Linked DNA regions of Homo sapiens: region 1 is linked to region 2. Evidence: chromatin contacts called from ENCODE Hi-C or POLR2A ChIA-PET data. All regions are on one chromosome and are shown on one strand. The core of a region is the stretch at or near the end of the contact, and the rest is flanking DNA. Distances in the headings are between cores, read along the strand shown.

Region 1 (2,732 bases), core at 27-2,526, 200 kb after region 2:
ATCCAAGATGCTCCAAAATTTGGAACTTTTTGAGCACTCACATGATGCTCAAAGGAAATGCTCACTGGAGCATTCTGGATTTCAGATTTTTGGATTAGGGATGTTTAACCAGTAATTATAACACAAATATTCCAAAATTAAAAACAAAAACAAAAAACCTGCAACACTTCTAGTGCCAAGCATTCCCGGTAAGGAATACTTAACCTGTATTATAAAAACAGAGCTGCTGTCTTAGCTCCCCAGTGACAGTGACTTCCTCTTTCCCCAAGGTCAGCTTCACTTCTGGATACTTTTTTTGAGGTGGGGTCTCACTGCATCACCTAGGGGGAATGAAGCGACGCAATCTTGGCTCACTGCAACCATGGTCTCCCAGGTTCCAGTGATTTTCCTGCCTCAATCTCCTGAGTGTCCGCGACTACAGGTGTGCACCACCACAGCTAATTTTTGTATTTTTAATAGAGATGGGTTTTCCCCATGTTGGTCAGACCTCCTGACCTCTTGTGATCAGGTTGAACTCCTGACCTCAAGTGATCCACCCACCTTGGCCTCCCAAAGTGCTGGGATTACAGGCGTGAGCTACCACGCCCCGGCTTTGATTCTTTAGTTATGCCACATACTCCAGCTTCTCCTGCTGATTCCTGCTGGCTTCTCCATCAAAAATCAGTTTGTTTCCTCCTTTTCCCTCTCAGCACTTTAAGCGTGGGCCTGCCTCTTTCTATTCTCTCTTCATTTCCTCCCTAAGGCTACCTCAGACCACTAGGAACATCTGGCTCCTGAAAGGTTTAGCCAGGGTAATCGCCTAGCTTCCAAATCCTAAGATTCTGAGCCATAACCTGTAATGCGGTTTCGCATTACTGTACATCAGACAGCTACGGCAGCAGAAACAGATCAACAAACACTCATGTTTTACCCAACAACATATACCTCAGCCTTTCCATCACATTTACAAAGTTAAAAAAAAAAAAAAAAGAAATGGTAGTATAAAGTACTTATGTACCTGGAAAACAGGCAGTGGTTTTTAAATTGTCCCATGAAAATCAACATTTGAATACAACTTTTCATTTTAATAAAATTAGTTAAGTATTTTATATATATATTAAATGTCTGCAAGCCTTCAACCAAAAGCCACCTATGTCAAGGGCACTTTCATGCCCACAAGTAGACTGGATGGCAAATTATATCTGCCTGATGAGAGAGAGGAAGCTTGAGCATAAGATCTACAAATTGTGTTGATGACCAAACAGGAGTCGAAACTGATACCAACCAACACTGATCTTCTAAGTCATTTTTTAAAGGCCTCTGCATTAAGTAGAAACCGAAACTGATGCAGCCAGTATCATTACATTAGGATACACGTCACAAAAATGAGGTCAACTGGATTTGAATTCATCAGTGCAAACATGAAAAGTATTTGCTGGGCTAACAGCTATGTAAAAGGAATCCTTTAACTCAAGAGCAGGCCAGGCACGGTGGCTCACGCCTGTAATCCCAGCACTTTGGGAAGCAGAGGCGGGCGGATCATGAGGTCAGGAGATCGAGACCATCCTGGCTAACACAGTGAAACCCCGCCTCTACTAAAAATACAAAAAATTAGCCGGGCGTAGTGGCGGGCGCCTGTAGTCCCAGCTACTCGGGAGGCTGAGGCAGGAGAATGGCGTGAACCCAGGAGGCGGAGCTTGCAGTGAGGCGAGATCGCGCCCTGCACTCCAGCCTGGGCGACAGAGCGAGACTCCGTCTCAAAAAAAAAAAAAAAAACAAAAAACAAAAAACTCAAGAGTAACACTTGGAATAAGTATCCAAAACACAGTGTTGGCTGGGTGTGGTGGCTCATGACTGTAATCCCAGCACTTAGGGAGGCTGAGGTGAAAGGATTGCTTAAACCCAGAAATTACAGGTGGTAGTAAGCTATGATCCCACCTCTGCACTCCAGCCTAAGGCTCTGTCTCAAAAACAAACAAAAAAAACCCATCACACCTGCCTTGCATTTCACTACCTAAGGAGTAGTAACTGGCTTACTGGTACTTCTCTGACACAGAATCACTGTTAATATTGAATACCTTTCATGTACAAGTTCAATGCTATCAGTCAGTCCAGAACCCATAGAATTTTTGTCCCTGATGATTCCTGCCACCCCATCTTATCAGCTGGATCTCAAGGTCACAGACCAAGCAAACATCCAGTTGTGGGAAAGGGTGGTAGTAGAAGGGCTCAGTTTGTGAATATAATCTTTCTAGGATGCACTTCTAACAAATGTGCTAGCTCAACATATCTATGTGAATTGAGATGGAAAAACACTGCATCTGGAGACTCTAGGTTACGATGTGGTCTAGGGGAGGGCCACAGGGACAACCCTTTGCTGATATCCCTATAATCATATTAGCAAATGCCAAGTACCTGAAGTTCCTTAACCACCTCTTCACTCCAAACCTGAAACCCGTCCTGGCAGCAATGATGAGCACAAAAGGAAGGTGAAGGTAAAGATTCAAAACCTTTTCTGACTTGAAACCCTTTACTGAACTGATATTTTCAAAGCTTTTTTTTTTTTTTTTTTTTGAGACGGAGTCTCACTCTGCCACCCAGGCTGGACTACTGTGGTGTGATTTTGGCTCACTGCAACCTCCGACTCCTGGGTTCAAGTGATTCTCCTGCCTGAGCCTCCTGAGTAGCTGGGACTACAGGCATCTGCCACCACGCCTGGCTAATTTTTGTATTTTTAGTAGAGATGAGGTTTC
Region 2 (2,735 bases), core at 82-2,581:
GTTTAGTGTCTAAAAGAGGTTGTCCAGGACTTCCTTTTAATGGAGGATGGGCTTTTAAACCACATCATCTTGTACAACAACCATATCTAGAAATAGCTGTTTGTCAAGTGTATGTAACTTGCTTTAAATCCATTATGCTACTTGTGAGGCAGAAGAGTTTTCTGTGAAGGAAAAAAGCCCATTAGAGTTCTTCAATTCAATGCACGTTCACCCTAGAGCTTTTAACATCTTTGCTAGTTTTATAAAGGTATTTAAACTTTATTCAACAGCCATTTAGAGTGCCATCAAGATGGCTTGAAATGGAATTTTGTGATTTGTAGTCAGGTATCTTTTGTATTTGATTGCAAACATTTGGATTTTAGTTTTCTCATGTAATACCATGGCCTTTTTTGTGCATTGTTTTTTATATTTTAAGACTTTAAGTAGAATAAACCCTGGAAAAAAGATCAAGAGTAAAAATATATAGTCACTTTCACTTGGCTTTTTTAGACGGAGTCTCACTTTGTCACTCAGGCTCAAGTGCAGTGGTGCAATCTCTGCTCACTGCAACATCTGCCTCCCAGGTCCAAGCGATTCTCCTGCCTCAGCCTCCCGTGCAGCTGGGATTGCAGGTGCGTGCCACCATGCCTGGCTAATTTCTGGTATTTTGTAGAGACAGGGTTTCGCCATGTTGGCCAGGGTGGTCTTGAACTCCTGGCCTCAAGTGATCTGCCCACCTCGGCCTCCCAAAGTGCTGGGATTACAGACTTGAGCCACTGCGCCCAACCTGGAGTGTTTTTACATATTGTAAAATTTTATTTCCTAACCTCAAATTGTTCTGATTTTCAGATGTGATTTTTTATTTTGCAGTGTGCTGCAGGAAAGAATTTAATGGAAGTGATGCCAAATATTTCTGTATTATCTGACATAGAACAGTATCCTCCACTGCCAAGACAGCCTGAGTTTGGAGTGGAATAAGGTGGAAGACAAATGTCTCTGTTCTTTGGCCCTTTAAGAGTTAGCTTTTTACCTGCACAAATGGACTAAAAAATCTGGCACAAAACATTGTTATGTAATGTCTTATGATGTGTGCCTCTCCCTCCCCCAAACCTGTTTACAGTCAATTATAACCTGACAAACGAGACTTTTGTAACATATTATTGTTACATCTTTCTGAAACCTTCAAACCGTAAGGAAGTGTTAACTGGCAAGCAGTTGTACTTTAGACTTTGTGAGAAATTCATAAAGGTGGCTGAGTGGATTTGCATGCTTTAGAACTGTGAATAGAGTTCTAACTGAAACCAGAATTAATTTGGCTCTTGTAGCTTAGTAATGAGTCATAGCTACCCACAATAACCTAATAAAAACTCAAGTTCATCCCAAGATGTTCCTTAGTGAATGAAAATGGGCCTTAACCAAGCTTTTTGTGGTAACTGGCAATGCCCACATAATTTCAACTAAGTCCTTTCATCACATGGTAGGGGAAGATATATGTATCTTATGCTTACACTGATGATTAACACTGAATTTCTGGTATTTCTAACAAATGCAGATGCCTACACAGGGAGCTTTTATACACAAAAGTAACTCTGTAGGTCTCTTTGCTGAGGATAACATTTCTGGTTCATTCATTGAAGTAGGCAGAGGGGTTTAGGTCTTAAAGGCATCATCATCAGTAATAGCCTGGATGCAGCATTGGACTATTATTATAGTTAATACTGGCGGGGTGTAGTGGCTCATGCCTGTAATCCCAGCACTTTGGGAGGCCCAGGTGGGCGGATCAGTTGAGCCCAGCAGTTCAAGACTAGCCTGGGCAACATGGTGAGATCCCATCTCTACAAAAATTAGCTGGGCACTTTGGATTTTAGAATTTGGATACAGAGTGCTAAGCTGAAATACAGTCATGTGCTGCATAACAACGTTTTGGTCAACGATGGACTGCACAGACAGTGGTGGTCCCATAAGATAATGGAGCTGCCCTATACAGGTGTACCATTTTTTTGTCTTTCATACCATAGTTTTGCTGAAACATTTCTATGTTTAGATATACAGATGCTTACTGTTGTGTTACAACTGCCTACAGTATTCAGTACAGTAACATGTTATACAGGTTTGTCGCCTAGGAGCAACAGGCTATTCATATAGCCCAGATGTGTAGTAGGCTAGACCATCTAGGCTTGTGTCAGTACACAATGATGAAATTGCTAAGGATGCATCTGTCAGAACATCTCTGTTAAACAACACGACTGACTGTACAGCAGATTTTTTTTGTAGCTTCCCTCTATACTATACGGAAGGTGCAAAGCCTCAGCTGGGAAAAAGTTCTATAATTTACATTTAATTGTCCGTCCATTTTGATGAATTTCTGAGGAAGCTAAACTGATGTAGTGAAGCAGCTGGAGCCAGTTAAAGTAGCAGCATATAATCAGTGCTAGAATGACTAGGAGGCTTGGAAATGAGGACCTGATAGTGACCAACAAACTCAATGTCAAGGGCTGGTGTCTCATTTAGTTACTATTCAAACCAAAAGAAGCACACAGATTAGTATAAATACTATATTTATTAAATATCTTTACAGTTTATTTAAATGTATTTACAGAACTATTCCTGCATAAGTTATAATTCAGACATCCAAATTCAGGTAATTGCCTCTTGGGTAATAAGACAAATAATGATAGTCTCAACAGAAAAAAAGCAGCTCATTAGTATACACACAGATTCTAATTTGCTTCATTATTTAGCCATCTTTGCCACAA

What was found. Hi-C counts contacts between places; a loop is a spot of excess contacts on that map. ChIA-PET counts read pairs that join two places held with the same protein, here RNA polymerase II (POLR2A). Pooled maps may share reads with other maps.
Region 1: a loop to region 2 is called in a pooled map, with 3 times the contacts of the local background. The contact joins two enhancer-like sites. A Hi-C loop is called at or near these places in 2 of 50 pooled maps. POLR2A ChIA-PET finds 5 or more read pairs at or near these places in 2 of 52 experiments (GM12878 and activated CD4-positive, alpha-beta T cell).

Annotation. Positions count from the first base shown.
Region 1 is chr12:110,726,660-110,729,391 of GRCh38, forward strand. The region is part of intron 3 of PPP1CC (protein phosphatase 1 catalytic subunit gamma); the gene reads right to left. Among named protein-coding and RNA genes, the nearest start is that of PPP1CC, 15 kb to the right of the region's middle. Within about 2 kb of position 1,277, at least 3 of the 41 ENCODE cell types and tissues checked have a DNase peak (open chromatin) inside an H3K27ac peak, as active enhancers do.
Region 2 is chr12:110,530,725-110,533,459 of GRCh38, forward strand. It overlaps RAD9B (RAD9 checkpoint clamp component B), which reads left to right. Exons shown (of 11, transcript NM_001286535.2): 11 at 1-2,735. It overlaps PPTC7 (protein phosphatase targeting COQ7), which reads right to left. Exons shown (of 6, transcript NM_139283.2): 6 at 2,521-2,735. Among named protein-coding and RNA genes, the nearest start is that of RAD9B, 30 kb to the left of the region's middle. Within about 2 kb of position 1,332, at least 3 of the 41 ENCODE cell types and tissues checked have a DNase peak (open chromatin) inside an H3K27ac peak, as active enhancers do.